Linked DNA regions of Mus musculus: region 2 is linked to region 1. Evidence: chromatin loops called from intact Hi-C (ENCODE). Cell type or tissue: left cerebral cortex. All regions are shown on one strand. Links, peaks and the distances in the headings refer to the core of each region. The heading gives the core; the rest is flanking DNA.

Region 1 (8,674 bases), core at 484-8,483:
CTGGAGTTTAGCATCTTAACCACCTGTGCAGATTGCCTGTCATATCCAGAAGAAGGCTCAGCAAGTTTGCATGTGAAGAAAATAACCACTGAGCTCGAGGGCAGCACAGCTTCAAGGTAGCAGAGCACACTCTGAAAATGGCTGCCTTTCTCCGTGAGAGCCAGCAGAGTAATGCCAGCGATAAGCACTCTTGTATTTCTGTCTGTGTGCTTCCACTAAATCTATTAACATGACAGCATGCTATAGAAAATCATATAAAGAATGATGCAAAGAGCAGAGCCAAAGCACCCCAGTCACACCAAGCAAAGCCCTGCTAGATGGACTGATAAAAAGCTACCCCTCAGATGTATGATCGAGCCTAGCCATGATGTGCAAGGCTAGTCAGCTGCCCCACAGATGACTGTAGATGCAGGAACGCATGTGTCCAGCTCACAGTCACTGACAATGACACACTTGGGAAGGAAATAAATGTGTATTGTTATGGGCCACTGAGATATTGTCGAGATTTTGTTACACAGCATGATTATGGCAATAGCAGACAGATATAACTCTCCCAAGCCCAAGATAAATTCCTGCTCTGTGAGTTTGTAATGTCTCTCTCTGTATCAGAGTTTCTTATTTTCCTCATTCTTTCAAAAACACGTATCACCTTCCAAACTTGACTACAATCTCCTGAGTGTCTAGGTTTATCCCTCTGTTTCCTTAAAGAGTATTTAGAGGCATAATGGTAGACCTCCAAACTGCAGGTGTGACTTCTAAGCCCTCGTGGATTTCCAATGCCACAGCTCCTTTCAGAGTCTTAGAACATGAGAATTAGAAATGGATTAAGATAGCACAAGAACCATCCCCTCCTTTTACGAATAAGCCAACAGAGGCTATGAGAGGTTCAATTACTATTCATGGCCACATGGCTGGCTGAAAGCAAAGCTAGACCTGTTTGCCAGATCTCTTGGCTATGAGTCCAGTTCTTTGTTCCCCCGAGGTGACATTAGCTCCCTAACTGATTAGCAAGGCCTACCCAATACCAGTGTGATGAAAATTCTGGCACAAAAGCGGAAAGACTCATTATGAATTAGCTATATTTTCCAGGAGGAAGAATGGAGAGTTACCATCACCATTACTCCTGGTGATTATAGATTAGCCCATTGATTTATATTTAACATAAAGATAACATTTTATTTATCTCATCTTTGTCTCCTTCCTAGTTGGAAGAACACTTTCAAACCTCCAGAGGCTCTTATGGACTCCCTTCCATGAACATAGACTAGGGTTTTTATTGCTGTGAACAGACACCATGACCACAGCAACTCTTATAAAGGAAAACATTTAATTGGGGCTGGCTTACAGTTTCAGAGTCTATTATCATCATAGTGAGAAACATAGTAACAGTATACAGGCAAACATGGTGCTATGAAGGAGCTGAGAGTTCTACATCTGAATCTACAGGCAAGAAGATAGAGTGCCACACTGGTTATAGCTTGAGCATATAAGACCTCAATACCACCCACACCCCACATGACACACTTCCTCCATCAAAGCCACACCCACTTCAACAAGGCCACACTTCCTAAATGTATCATTCTTATTGGCCAAACATTCAAACATATGGGGGGGCATTCCTATCCAAATCTCCACACTGTGACAAAATGCCTGACAGAAGAAGCTTAAGAAAGGAAAAGTTTGGCAGGGCTCATGGTTTCTGGGGATTTTGGCCCATCATGGCAGAAAATGCACTGACTGTGGAGATGGTTCCACCTATAGTAGTGAGATGTGCAAAGGAGGCTAACTCACAATGTGATCATAAAGACTCAGAACCAGATGACAACAGAGTGAAGTCCTAATTCCCAAATGCTCACTCATGATGAACCAACTCAACCAGCTATACTCCACTTCCTCTCAGAGCAGTGCTACCAACTGGGGACCACATCTTCAAATACTTGAGTCCTTGGCAGCCATTTCCGTTTTGAGCTATAGCACTAAGATATTCCTTTTTCATGGACCAGGAAGTATTTTTAAAGCCTCTAGTGTTATCTTTCACCCAAAAGAAAGCTTATGGTATGAAAAGTCAAAAGGCAGAATCATATACAGAAATCAGTAGGTCACAGTAGCATGAAGACTTGTAAGTTGGAAGAACTAGTTGTTGCCTCTTGCTTGTCTCCCTGCCCCCCCCCCACTTCAAAAAAAAAAAACAAACAAACAAACAAAAAAAAAAACCCTGGAGTCTTCTTGCTCTGATTATTGTCATTTTCCCCCAGATTAACTTAAGTCAGCACAGTTGACCCCGAAGAGCCTTAGGAAGTGGGCAGCAGAACTTTCTGGGCAGCCATAGACAGCTGATGGGGAAACTTGCATGAGAATAAAAGGAAATGCAGATGGGGCTGGAGAGATGGCTTACAGGTCAAGGGCACTGGCTGGTTTCCAGAGGACTAAGATCAGTTCCAGAGGATCTAATACCCTTTTCTGCCCTCTGTGGACACTTCACACATGTAGCACATACATATAAGCAAAACATCCACACACCTGAAATAATAAATAAAAATAAATAAATAAATAAATAAATAAATAAATAAATATTTTTGATAGAGAAGAAATGCAGACTACATTTGCAGTTCTTCCTTCCTAAGAAGAGTAGAGTCCTTTTCCAGCATCCTGTACTTGAGTCAACTGATGTTACTTTTTCAAGACAGTCTTCCCAGATGCTTAAGATAGCGTCAGGAGCACCTTCTCATGCCCCTTATATTCGATTGAGTCTGAGATTCATCACTTTTAAGAATTACCAACATGCTAGGTATACCAATCAGAAAAAAAAAATGTCACTATTCAATAACACAAGGCTTTCATGGCTCTTGGGATTTTTATTGTGTGGTTCATTATTAAAAGAGCACTTTTAAATGTATTTAGACAGATTTGTATGATATAGCACTCTCATGAAAAGGAAAATACACTCAAAATTAACTGGTGGAGGTAATCATCCTTAACTTCCTTTGTATGTGGGCAGAATTCTCCTTGGAGGGCAAGAAGGAGGGAAAAGGAAATGATTGCCTAATGGGCACAAAGTCACAGCCGGAGAGTAGAAATACATTTTGGTATTTTATTACACAGAAGGGCGACTACAGTCAACAGCGTCATCTTGTATAATTCAAAACAGCCAGAAGAAAGGATTTAGAATGCTCGCACCGCCAAGAAATGATAAGCACCTGAGATGGTGGAGAAGCACAATATCCCGAGTTGATCATTACATGAGGTATGAAGCTCCCAAACACTGCCTCATACCCGACAAAGATGTGCAATTATCAACTGTCCATTTAAGACACCGATCCATCAATCTAAATGTTTTAAAATGTGAGTGTTTGGAATAGATTTGTGACCCAGAGTCTTCAGGCCCATGTCTCCACTGCCAAGTCGTGTCTCCTCACCAAGTCGTATCTTCCCTCACCTATCTTTCTCTCCACCGCAGGTCCCAGTCACTATTGCACACCAGGCAGCTGCTCCATTCACTGTCAGAAAAGAGTTTTACAGACAAAGTCGTGCCTAGTCCCACCGAATTCTCCTCAGCTGGGAGCAACTCTAGTGATTTTTTTATCCCCAACTTCTCAAGGCAGATTTTGAAGCTCACTACTGGGAAGAAGCCTCTTGCTAGAGTTGTTCTGGCAAAGCAGCATGCAGAGCTGGGACAATGACCCAGAGTGTGGTTGCCAGTAAAATGTTTCCTCTGTAGACCTGACATTCATTCATCTCTTGTGCACAGAAGAACATAGAACAGGCTGGTTTTCACAGCATGCATACATCAGGGTGACAGGCCAAGGTAGGAGGCACACAACTCTGCCACTTCCAAGTCATGGGAACTTGGGCTAGTGGCACCACCCACTCAGCTCTCAGTTTTCTCATCTGTTATGAAAAGGAAGCCCTCAGTCGCCTTTTTCAGTGCTCTTGTGGAAGGCCAGGAAGCTATTCCTGTGGATGAGGAAAACACAGTGCCCAGAAGTATAGTAAACAGAGGGTAACTATGATCTGTGGCTTCTATTGTATCTCAAGCCAAAGCTTCTGATGCAGGTATGTAGAAATGCCAGCATCTGACCCCAGGATCCTCTACATGCCTGAGTGAGTAGAAGACAAAGGCATACCTGATAGATGCTATGACAGAAGTGCTCATTGCTCCACTGTAACTAGGCAGGGTCCTTTAAATTTAACTAAAGCTGTGTGTTATCTCAAGGTCAGGGTGCCACATTAGAAAGATAAGCAAAACAGTCAAGAGTGGAGTGGATTGCTATTGGGGAGGGGTATGCTTAGCAAGAAGACATGGCCTAGCCCTATAAGCCAAGCACAGAGGTCTGTGAGTATCAGGTATCTTCTTGCTTGCTTAGTGGCTTGTTCACATTGACTACATAATTAGAGTAGAGAAAAGTAGCTGTCTGAGTCATATTTGGTGAGAGAATGGAAGCAATGAAAGAGTTCCAGCAAGGAGGTGTCTTGCTTGACAGCACTGTTGCTGTGCATAACATCTTGGCAGCATATGTGGGCATGGCACACTGTGAAGGGACAGTTAGAAGGTCATTTCCTGCCTTGGCAGGAAGTGTTGAGTGATAATCTAGGGTTGGACTTGTGGGACAGTCCATTTGAGCCACGTTGTACAAGGACAACTGTGGTGGCAAGAAACACCAAAGAACAAGGGGAGGAAGCTGGTGAACAAAGGCTTCTTTCTTCTGGGTCTGAAAGCCTGGGAACATGGGAAGATGAAGAGCATGCCCCCCAAAGTGTGGCTCCAGACACTTGATAGAGAGCTGTGTTTGGTAGTAAAGGACCCAGAGAGAGGGGTGCCATTCAAAGAAAAGGACTCAGGACCTAAGAAAAGAGGAGACCTTCTATACATGGGGCTCAGGTTCTCTTCTCTTCTCTTCTCTTCTCTTCTCTTCTCTTCTCTTCTCTTCTCTTCTCTTCTCTTCTCTTCTCTTCTCTTCTCTTTTCTCCTCCTCCTCCTCCTCCTCCTCCTTCTCTCTCTGTCTCTCTCTCTGTCTCTCTTTCTCTCTCTCTCTCTCTCTCTCTCTCTCTCTCTCTCTCTCTCTCTCTCTCTCTCTCTCTCAATAGGGTTTCTTTGTTTACATCTTCAGCCCTGGATGTCTCAGAACTCACTTTGAAGAAAAGGCTAGACTTCAGTTCACAGAGATTGGCCTGCCTCTGCCACCTGAGTGCTGAGATTAAAGGGGGTGGGTTCTTAAGTCCATCGATAACATCACAATCTCATGCAGTCTCCACCCTTCCTAGGGATACAGTGCATAAAGAGTAGTGTCTATTCTCCCAGTAAGGTTCCCACAAAACTTCTTTATCATCTTCACTTAAATTGCCCTCCTTAGCATGAAGGGAATTTGCTTAAATTAAACATGTGTCCTTTGCCCCCATTCTATTCACATGGGGTCCTTTGATCATGCATAGAAGTCTGTAGAAGACATATGCACACACATATAAATGGAGCCTCTGTTTTCAAAGGTAGTCTCCATTTAAGTGAGATCCACTTTAAAAGTCATAATTTGGAGCCATTCCAGGGCTACCTCATAACCAATACAAGACGGGCTCTATCTCTTCATATAGATAAATATTTTAAGAATTTTGTCAAATGGAAAGTGTCATGGCTTGGAGGAGGGAAATCAATATGGATTTGGTTTATGAAAGAAAGCAGGCAAGTGAGACCAACTAGAGAAATGGGGAGATCCAGGCAAAGAGAACACAGGAGCAAAGACACAGGTGACAACACTGCTAGCATGCAGAGAAAGGCACACCAGAGTGACGAGGGTTGTGTTCAACTGCAAGTGAAAGAATACTCAAGGAGCAATAGCTTAAATAAATAGGTGTTAGTTTCATGGAGCCCAAAACATAAAACTTGACAGTTGCTGGTATTGACTCAAAGATGTCAGATGTGGCATTTCTGACACCTTTTGTAGCCTTTCCTTCATGTTGATTCCAGGAAGGTTGCTTAGCTTTGGCCATCACATGAGCACCCTCATTTAAGATGAAAGAGGGAAGATGAATTATGTCAGCCATTTGAGTTTGAAATCCCTCTGAAAGTAGACTTCAAACCAACGACTTGGATTCTGAGAGTTCAGTTACTAACTAAACTTTGGAAGCATTAGGAGAAAGCAAGAAGAGTAACAGAGGTCAGACCTGTGCTATGGTCCTTTAATCGCAACTATTCAGGTTCCTGAAGCTGAGGGATTTTTTAATTCAAGGCCTGCCTAGGCTAGAGAATGAGTTCAAAGCCATCGTCATAACCTAATGAAGTCCTGTCTCAAAACAAGAAAGTGAAAGTGGGACACCACTTGCTGAGGGTTTGGGAGAAGTGGTGAAGGAGCAGGAGGAGGAGGCGGTGGTAGCAGCAGAGGAGTAGAGGAGGGAAAGGATGAGGAGGCATAAGAAGAAGAGATGAAAAACAGGAGGAAAAGATGAACGAAGAGATGGAAAAGGTGGAGGAGGTGGCGGAGGATGAAGAGGAATGCAGGAGAAGATGGAGGACCAGGAAAAGATAGAGATGGGGAAACAGTGGATAGAGAAGGACGAGCTAGAAGAGGAGTATGGGTGGAGAGAGGAAGGTAGAGTGGATAGAATACTCTATGAATGTGTTACAAGGAGGTCCCCACCTTGAGCAACAGGGACTTCATTACACCTTGACTTCCTGAGATGAATACACAATGCCTTCCAGACTTTTAATCCTGAAAAGCAGGTGGCTGAAACATCTGGCCCCTGTCCTCCATTAGCTAAGTGTTAATAGCAATGCAAGCATCTCTACTTTGGGTGTTGCTTTCATTTGCCAGCGGGCTCCTGGTGTGCTACTGAAGCCCGAGGAAGAGATAGAAGGACAGGGCATTGTTTGATCTTGAGGTCAGATGTTATCAGCATGGAGAGATTCTGAAAAGCATCATTTGCCCATCCTAATTGCAGCAGAAATCAGAGGGGGCTATGGGTGTGGAATATAGAGCAGCATGGTCATCTGTCTCACCAACCAGACTTCAGGAGCTACCTAGATTGGTTACTGCTAGCTGTAAGAGAGGATGAGAGAGCTGAATTTACCCTTTTCCAACCTCAGGAAAAGAAGCAAGGCTGGGAAAATCAAGTAAGAGAGGGCTGTGAATGGAATGAAACCTTATACAATTTCAGACTCTTGAAGGATGCGGTAGATCAAGTCGTCTACTATGATCGTCTCCTCACTTTATCAATGAGATGGCAAGTGAATCCTGAGCTGGGAATGCTCAGCCAGTGCTGCAGTCTGGAGTAGAGCTGGGGCTCGCAGCAAGCCTTTTGAGTCAGCAGCCCTTTCCAATCTCACCATAATAACCCTCTCCGGCTGTGGAAGAATGTCCTGGCTGGAACTCTGTTTTTACAAAATGAAAGGAAGGAAAGAAAGAAAGTGCCCACATTGCCAAGGTGAGCTCTGTTGTCATGAGACCTGGAACAATGAACCTGGGCATTTGGACTTGGTCTGGGGGGCCATGGGGAGCTATTGTAGAGTCTTAAACAGGAGCATGGCAATTTGGACTGCTTGTAGGTAGATATTATATAAATAGAAGGGCTTATTTCTCTGTTGATTAGTGCTGCCGATTCAGCCAAGAGGAAATGGAGTTCTGGACAGGCCCACACCTCCAGTGGTGACTGCAGGTGCTGTCAAAGGAAGGTGCCGGCTGCTGTCTGACATTCTCAAAAGGCCCCTGCTCTCCCGAGACCAGCTTGATGCTTATTGCTAATAACAAGGCTGGCAGCCGGCTGCAGCTTTCACTCAAAACTCTCCAGCTCTCAGTAATCAAAGCCAGGCCGGGTTGTTCCTTGGCCCTAGACTGCAGAAGGAATTTCCTTTATTTTTTTTGAACATGGAGTGAATAAAAAGAAGTACACGTTGTTTTATAGGGCAAGTGGGGCGGCAATTTGAAGGAGGCATTTTAGACATCTCTTCGGAATTAACATCGGGACTCATTTAAGGTTTGGAGTGTTAATAAAGATGAGATGTATTTATTTTTCCCTGGGTTCACTTTTAGGAATCCCTGGGCAGCATTCTGGAATTGATCTGTACTGGTTCAAATTTCACGCAGCCCCCTTTCCATTTTCCACGTTTATTTCCTCACCCCTGCTTTAGCCTGACTTGCACCTCATATTAACCTGGAGTAATGCCACAGCCAAGGATGCAGAGCCAGGCACTATTGGTACCCACAAGTACTGCTCATCAGATTGAAACAGCTCAGAAAAAAAAAAAGAAAGGTCTTCTTACCTAGAGAATCTGGTTTGAAAATTGGACATTAAGTTACACTTCTAATTGAAATGAATTTGATTCAGAACACTTCGCAATGATCCCAGCCCACATCATAAAAACCACCATTGGCAAATTGGCACCATTCAACCTTGGCTCCAACAGGCTAAGGAGCAAAAGAAGATGTAAACTGAATCTGTGGTTGTTTTTATCTTCAGATAGACAGGCTGGGGCAGCTTCCAGAGGGGGAATTCATGGGTCAGATTACATCATTTTCTTGGCGTCCTGGGAGGCAGTGTGGTATGGAAGCTTGTCGGGAGATTGAGTCTACTCTTGTTTCTGACAGCAGTTGACATTTATGTCTTTTGTTAACTCCTTTTTGGATATTTTGCATGTATCCTCCTCTGTAAAGAAAGGATGATGGCATCAGTGTGAATCAGGCACTGA
Region 2 (8,674 bases), core at 555-8,554, 53 kb before region 1:
CACTCTAACACATTTCCTACTTAGAATCAGAATGTTAGCTCTGGAAGAAATCTTAAAGATCTATCTAGCTTGGTGTTTCTCAACACAAACGCTGCTAGAGGGAGAAGCTCTAAATTCCCCACAAAGGATCAATTAAAATTATATAGATGTAATACACATTTATTAAAGTTTTTTAATAAAACAGTAGAATCCCTTTTAAACGCTCATTCATTTCTCTTTCCATTGCAGTTAAATGTTAGTTCATATTACAGACATTTTATTTTAAAATGAATTTTATAGATTTTAAGGCATGAAGGTTTTCAGTGACAAAAAAAAAATGGTAATCCAAACCATTGTCCTGAAGCAGTGCCAACTTAATGTCAGAAGTCTATTTCAATCTTTTCTGATCCCTCTATTCACAGAGTCAAGACGAACACTAGCATCTCTGGACACCTACACTAACAATAAAGCCATTGGGTCACGAAGTCAGTATACAAAGAGGTGCAGTGTCAGAAAAGTTCAGTGCTCCATTCAGCTTCTAATGATTTGTATTCGCCCCCTGGTGTAATTCGTCATATGCACGCTCAGTATGTTCACACCTCTGGTGTCCAATTTCCATCATCAGTATGGAGTAGCAGTGGAGATGTAATGCAGTACACTTGAAAACCCTGCCTAACCGTGGCCTTTACCACAAATACACCCGTCTTTTGCTTCACAAGTAATCTGAAGGTGGGTGGTTGCGGGGGCCACTAAACTGCTTAAGAAAACCAGCAAACACTTTCCAATTCCATAATCCTCAGCCTAACACCTTTATTCTCGCTTTTGCTGCCCCGTGATCTGAAGCTTCAGAGATCACTCATCCCTGCTAATATCCAACACTGGAAACAGGGAAAGGAAACTGGGCTCTATTTTTTTGTGGGGCCGCTGTCTTACCTCGCAGTATCCCTCTACTGTGGATTTTCTTACATTTATTTGCTCAGAACCATGTCACAAGGTACCAGTCAATTGTGAAGGAAAGCAGGATTACTCTAGTTGCCTTGGTGTAAGCACGATTTATCCCTGGAGCTCACATACATTGCTACTGAGCAAACTATGGTTCTGTTACCAAGGAACAAAGGAAAACAGCCTTTGTCTAAACAACTAGCTCCGCCCTGCCCTGCACCTGCCATGAAAATGAGGACGTTCCTTCCTGAAAGAAGAGCCGGGAGCTGGTGCCCTGCTTTCTTTCAACACTGGGAAGCCATGAGTCACCTGTGTCTAGAAACACAAAAAGTACCTGTCAGCTGGCACATCCTCTGCAAGAGCTTCTTAAGGTACGTCAGAGCACGTCAGAGCAGAGGCAGCAATAGATGAAGCCACTGTCTTCCCTGTAATAAAAAAGCTGCCCCTCTGTTCTTCCCCGCCACCTTTGAAAGAGGGTGTAGGAAATGGCGAATGCCACCACACGTCTCCTGGTGGGATCATTTCCTAAAACATTCCCTCGGCAACTTGGAGAGAACCCAGGTACCCAGAGAGCTAATGTGAGCAACAGGCGGGTATAAATGCTAACCTTGAAGCCTGACCTGGAGCCTCCGTGGATAAGAGGAGTTTTGTTTTCGAAGCTGAAGTGAGGTATTTCTCTTACATTTTTTCAGACGGTGGCATGGAGACAGGAGTGGGAAGGGGAGCTGCTCAGGCATTTTCCTGTAGCCCCCAGAACATTACCATCAGAGGCCCGTGGATCCCCATGACTACCGTGTCCATGATACCCACTGTCTACCAGTAGTAGGCTTCAGCTACCTCCAAAACTTTTATGTTGATTGCCAATGGTCTGTGGGTTCTCTATGAATGCAAAAACGTTTCAAATGACTCCCTTTGAAAGTTCATGTAGTGCTAGGCCCTCTAAGGCCTCCCGAAACAGCACAATTGTGCCAAGGCTTCCTAGTCCAGCAGTACACATCTTCTGTGCCTCTGAGTGTTGATACTCAGTTGTCTGTACTTTGGAGATGATGTCTCCACACTTACACAGCACATATCACAGTAATGCAGAAACTCTGGGCTCTGAAAAACTGTTCCTTCTGAACACATTGCCATTTGCCCTTGTGCTGGTCAGTTTTATTGTCAGCTCAATACACACTAGGATCATCTGGGGGGAGGAAACCTCAAAAACGAATAAACACTTCCATCAGATTGGCCTTCAGACAAGCCTGCTGGGCATTTTCTTGATTAATGATTAGTATAGGAGTGCCCATCCTACTCTGGTTGGTGACACCCTAGGCAAATGGCCCTGAGTTGTATAAGAGAGCAATCTGAACAAGGCAGGGAGAGCAAGCCAGTAAGCAATTCTCCTCCACAATCTCCTCTTTAGTTCCTGCCTCTAGGTTCCTGTCTTTTCCCTTTGGGTTAGACTCTGAACTGTAAGTGGAAATAAACCCTTTCCTCCCCCAAGATACTTTAGGTCACAGTGTTTCGTACAACAACCCAAAGCAAACTATAACAGACAGGCCTCCAGGATGGATGCCCAGGCACACGCATCCACAAATTTCTGTGTCTAGTGCTGGGCTTAGCCTCAAACCTCTCCCTCTCAGAAGAAACCCCGTACTGCTCCACCAGTAGACTAAGAGGGGATAAAACTCTCTTTGCTTAAATGCAGGCTAGAAACAGAAAGAAAGAGCGAGATGGTGGCAGCCTCCTCTGCTGTCTGCCAAGAGAGCCATCAAGCTGTCCTGTGGTCCTAAGTTACACCAAAGCCCAAGTCCCATGGCTGCCTTGGTATTGATGTGTCCTGTGGCTAGGGCCATTTCCTGTATTCGATTGAGATCTAGCAATAGAGCACACCCAAAGGACTATACTTTGCGCTTCCTTTGCCTCTGTCCAAATACGCAAGTGTCCTTATTACAGCCACACATGCAGCCACTGTCTCCAGCTCATTCTCAGATGTCCTTGGGGTACAGGAATCAGATATAGCTGAGAGACTTTGTCAAAAGCCAAGAAGATAACTATGTCTGTGCCCTTTCTCAGCTCTGCCTTTAAATTGAGGAAGGCTAACACTCCCCTGAATCCTTTAGGGCTATAAGCTATGCTTCTGTGTCCTTCTTCCTTCTCCTCCTCCTGCTTCTTTCTCTCCTCCCCCTCCTCCCAATTGTCCTCCCTCCTTCCTTCGCACCTCTACTCTCCCCTAATGCCTCTGCCAAGCTTTGACAAACAAGAACCAAGGTCAGGAAAATGCTACTGGTTAGAGTAAGAATTCAGCTGTCCATGCTCCCCCCACCCCCCTGCCTTCCCCACACCCTGCTTGCTGCCAGGTGTCTAGATTACAATGTAGACAGGAGATGGATGCTAGTGTTTGTCTGTTCACTTGAGCGAGGCCCCATCACCATCTATGTGTGAGGGGATGAACAGGAACACCTGTCAAATTCCATGCAGAAGGCAGAGTGTGAGGAGCGTGCTCTCTAGATCCTAGTGGGTCTGCTTTTACTGCCCCAGAGCCCTGGGAGGTAACAACTGGAGCTGCCTGGCTCCATGCACACTGGAGCTTTACCTGGCTCTCCTTGAGTGCCTGCTGCGCAGAACTACGGGAATTCAGAGGCCACGTGCACAGACTGCTGTTTCCAGCTGCTCAGGAACCTGAGGACTGTGCTGGCTCAGCCTGCTGGCTAGCAAACCTCTGAAACCCTCCGGTCTTTATCTCCCTAGAGTTGTGATTGCAGGCATATGCTGCCACGCCCAGCTTTTTAAGCGAGTTCTGGGAAATCTGAACTCGATTCACTGCAAGCACTTTACCCACCGAGCCGTCTCGTGTCCCCAGCTCCTGAGTGTACTCTCACAAACGAGGTCAGGCAAGGACTCTGCTCTAGAGATTTGTGGCTTGGTGCCAGAATCCTGAACAATTTAAGTGGGCAAAGGAAACAGCTCTCAAACCAGTGTCAGACAGAAGAATGGTGCCTGCTCTGGTCTGACACAGTTAGTCCTCACCAAAGCTCATGCTGAAGCTCGGTACCTTACAGAGAAGCGTCAGGGGGATAGTGGGATTCAAATCATACTCCTTAGACTCGGGAAGATTCTCCAACCATGATTTTGTCCTCATAACAGTACAGAGCTATAAAGTGAAGCAGCTCCTTTATCTCCTCTCTTTTCTTCCTTTGTTGTACACATGCTTCTCCCATATATACCCACTTTCCCTTTCATGAAATTACGTAGCAAGAAGATCCTGATGCTATGTATCCTCCATTACCCAGAGCCCAATCAAATCCTTCTTCCCTTTATAAATTGCCCGGACTCTGGTAGTTTGTTGCAGTAACAGAAAACAAACAAAAACCATGCAAAAAAAGCCTAACTTGTTTATCACTGGGGTGAAGTGACTCTGACTCATGCTCTCCAGTACCACCCACAGGACTCTGCAGCACTAGCTGCAGTGGTCCACAGCAGTCAGGGACTTTCCAGGCACCTCTTAGCTGGCCCTGCAGTGAGAGATCTGCATTTGAGAGGCAGAAAAGAACTCCGAAATCAAGAGCTATTCATCTCAGGAGGAAATGAAAACGGTCCTGCATTTAAAAGATTTGTACAAGTCCTCCAATCAGTTCAGCAGAGCTTGGATTAGATCTCTCCATTACAAAAGACCTCAAAACAAAGCAGCACTCTGACTATTTCCTGAGCCCCCAGACAAGCTCGCCTTTTGAATGCCTCATTTCGTTCCCACAGCCATCCTGGGAAGATGGTTCTTTTGGCCTCTCCTCCAGTGAGGAGCTCAGAAATACATCCTGCAGCCTGAGAATTTATTCAAGGTCACACAGTCTGTGAGATCCAAACTTGAGTTTGTCCATATCTAAGCTCATATCTCAGCACAAGGAAAGACGAGTTTCTTGAATGCCAGGATTACTAGCGCCATGGGATGGTGCTGATCCATAGGTAGCACTGCTGGAAATTCTAGGAGAGGGACAATGCTTATATTACTTTCTAGGGAACTTGGTTCTAGTCTTCTTACTACACAACAGCCAAGAGACCAGCATAAAAGCTTTGAGGTCAGTATAAGAAAGAGGATGGAGAAGAGAATGAAAGAAGAGGAGAAGAGGGAGGGGAAGAGGAGAAGGAAGAGGGAAAGAGGAGAAAGAGGCAGCAGCAGAATAATGGAAAGCAAAAAGCTAAGAGAAATTGAGTAAATAATCCACTGAATAGATTTAATAGCGCTCTGAATTTTGCAGCCTGTCATGGCAGAAACAGAGGCTCCACTTCTCATGCTGTGAGGTGGTCTTCGTGGAAATTTCCTCCCAAACCAGGCAACTGAGTTGCAGGGTGTGAGAATGGTTTTCACAAGGGAGCCTCTCCCCCTCCTAAATACATGTTCTTTTACTGTACTGATAAAGAATTCTCCAAGTGAGGAACCGCCAAAGAGACAATTACAAGGTCTAAAGCAGGCTGTCAGGGCCTGTGGGGGCAAGAAAAACGGGCATGATGAGTTGCCCTGGGATCAAGGTTTCAGTACATTACAAAGGAGAGATCCAAGGAGAAAGGGGAGGTTTAAGCAACAGCAAGAGAAGAAAATTAAATAGAAGTATGTGGAGGTAGGAGAGAGGGTGAGACAGAGAGAGAGAGGGAGAGAGAGGGAGAGAGAGAGAGAGAGAGAGAGAGAGAGAGAGAGAGAGAGAGAGAGAATGAGCAAGCTGCCTGGGTCCTAGAGAGAAGGCTTAATGGACTTGGCCAACCCCACAGGGAGCTCTGAAACTAGAATATTCTTTTGGAATTGGGTGGAAATGGTGAAGCTTTTTAAATCCTCCATGAATCACTTCCTGTATACGAAAAGCACCAGGAAGAAGTGATGGAATATCTCCTTCTAAGGCTACTATGGTGTTCCCAGCAGTCTTGAGGGCAAGTCAGAGGGCTTTGTCAGTGTGTCTATCGACATGCATGTGTGTGAGCATATCTGTGTCTGAGCATGTGTATTTGGCAAGTATGTGAATTATGGCAACTGTTCTCACAGTTGGAATTGGGCTCCATTGCTGAGTTGTCACACAAACCAGTGAAGTCCATCTTTTTACTGCCTCTGCCAGTGCAAGGAGGATATATACCTCAGAGAAACTGTGAGCACCAGGTCTGCCCACAGAGACACTGAGAGGTGGAGTGCAGAGCCACTCACCAGTAGCTGGCAGGTCAGGAGCCCGAGAGGCAGACTGAGACCAGCTTCGGGAAGCAAAGGGAAGGAACAGTGACATAGGAAGAGATCTTGGAGTGATGGCTAGTGATTATTATCAGCAGAACAGTATCTGGAGTCGCTAGGGAGATGGGCCTCTGAGGGATTATCTTTATTATGTTAATTGATGTGTAAAAACCCATCTTAATTATGGGCTGGACCATTCCCCAAGCAGGAACAAATGGACTGTATAAGGTGGGAAAGAGCTTCACATACTCTTCCTGTCTATCTGCTTTTTTAATGGACTTTTATTAGATATTTTCTTTATTTACATTTCAAGTGTTGTCCCCTTTCCTAGTTTCCTCTCCAAAAATCATTTATCGCCTCCCCCATCCCCGTGCTCCCAACCTACCCACTCCCGCTTCCTGGCCCTAGCATTCCCCTGTACTGGGGCATAGAACCTTCACAAGACCAAGGGTCTCTCCTCCCATTGATGACTGACTAGGCCATCCTCTGCTACATATATACCCAGAAGATGCTCCAACTTTTAATACAGATACATGCTCCACTATGTTCATAGCAGCCTTATTTATAATAGCCAGAAGCTGGAAAGAACCCAGATGTCCCTCAACAGAGGAATGGATACAGAAAATGTGGTACATTTACGCAATGGAGTACTACTCAGCTATTAAAAAGAATGAATTTATGAAATTTTTAGACAAATGGATAGATCTGGAGGCTATCATCCTGAGGGAGGTAACCCAATCACAAAAGAACACACATAATAGCACTCACTGATGAGTGGATATTAGCCCTGAAGCTCAGAATACTCAAGATACAATTTGCAAAACACATGAAGCTCAAGAAGAAGGAAGACCAAAGTGTGGACACTTCGTTCCTTCCTAGAAGGGGGAACAAAATACCCATGGAAAGAGTTACAGGGGCAAAGTGTGGAGCAGAGACTGAAGGAATGACCATCCAGAGACTGCCCCACCTGGGGATCCATCCCATAAACAACCACCAAACCCAGACACTATTGCAGATGCCAACAAGAGCTTGCTGACAGGAGACTGATATAGCTGTCTCCCGAGAGGCTCTGCCAGTGCCTGACATATACAGAAGTGGATGCTCACAATCATCCATTGGATGGAGCACAGGGTCCCCAATGAAGTATCTAGAGAAAGTACACAAGGTCCTGAAGGTGATTGCAACCCCATAGGAGGAACAACAATATGAACTAACCAGTACCCCTAGAGTTTCCTGGGACTAAACCACCAACCAAAGAAAGCACATGGTGGGACTCGTGGCTATCTGATTTTTTTTTTTACTGTAGATTTGATGTAACCAGCCTGGAGAGCGCTTTTCCACTCCACTGGGACTTCCCTGACCTAAGGAGAGCTGTGTGAACCTCTTCCTTAACCTCTTGCTTTTGTCTAGGTGTTTTGTCACAGCAGCAGGAACAAACAAACAAAACAACAAGAAAATACTAAAACACATGACTAGAGACTGAAACTCTGAGATGAAATGAAATGGAAGAGGGGGATGATTGACACTGAGCAAAATATGAATCAGACAACCAACAAGCCAACACCACACACACTCACACACACACACACACACACACACACACACACACACACACACACACACACACACTGGGGCACAGAGACAAACAGAAGAAGCAAAAAGAGGTAAAGGCAGGTGGAAAGAGACTGAACAAATATAAACATGAGCAAAGAGATACAGAGCAGAAGGGTAGGTAGATAAGAAAGAGTGACGAGAAAGAAGATGACAGAGAAAGACCAAGAGGGGATGTAAAGAGTTGAGGAGGGAGACTGAAGGAGAAAAGGAAGAACTTGGGAGGGCTCGGCACTGCTAGGAGTTCATTAATGTGAAGGAAACAGACTATCCCTCAGAACCCCTTGGCCCAATGAAAACATTTCTTTAGAAATTTCATATTTGTTTCTTTGTTTGTTGTCATCAAATTCTAGTGGCTGTACTAAGTTATTCCTGACAGGAACGGCAGACATAAGCTTCCATCCAGGTCTCTAGAGCAAAGAGGAAAACAGGTGGGTGAGGGAGGCTTCTGTGACTGGACCTCTGGGAAAAGCTATGTCCCATTGACCACCATGGTGATCAGGCCTGTGTTCCATCCCTGCCACAGACTCCTGGAGCCTCTTCCCACACGGTTCTCCTACACACACTTCTCCAGCCCCAGGCTTCCCAGAACACTCACCTGAACATGCAAACTACTCATGTAACAGCTGTCTGAGATGCAGAGCATCCCAATGCCAGTGAGGTGTGAGGGCAGCCTGACAAGATTCCTCGCAGTGGTCTGCCATAAAGGAAAATAACTGTTTCTGCAGATAGACTACAAGATGACAAGGAATGGAGCAGAGAAAGGAAATGAAGAGGGACCCCCAGTAAGCCTGACCAGATAATAGGAAGTGAGCAAGATATACTCATAAAACAGACAAGACACTGAAGTCCAGGAAAAGGATTTAAGACACAGGGAGTGAGGGAGAAACACATGCACAGAGTTGCCATCTGAAAATACAGTGTAGTTGTGAGGATAACATGCTATGACCC

The links. Hi-C counts contacts between places; a loop is a spot of excess contacts. Peaks named below come from ENCODE experiments on the same cell type or tissue, not always from the same donor. Only the 100,000 strongest peaks of a DNase experiment are listed, where the experiment ranks them.
Region 2: it touches region 1 in a loop (3-fold over the local background); 4 of 42 quality-filtered maps call a loop at or near these places.

Annotation. Positions count from the first base shown.
Region 1 is chrX:11,338,210-11,346,883 of GRCm38, forward strand. No RefSeq gene overlaps it. Among named protein-coding and RNA genes, the nearest start is that of H2al1j, 15 kb to the left of the region's middle. In left cerebral cortex, for the core only: no CTCF peak of the experiment used is centred there; DNase peaks (open chromatin) are centred at 4,484, 7,328 and 7,789.
Region 2 is chrX:11,284,907-11,293,580 of GRCm38, forward strand. No RefSeq gene overlaps it. Among named protein-coding and RNA genes, the nearest start is that of H2al1a, 10 kb to the right of the region's middle. In left cerebral cortex, for the core only: no CTCF peak of the experiment used is centred there; DNase peaks (open chromatin) are centred at 3,754, 4,423 and 4,594.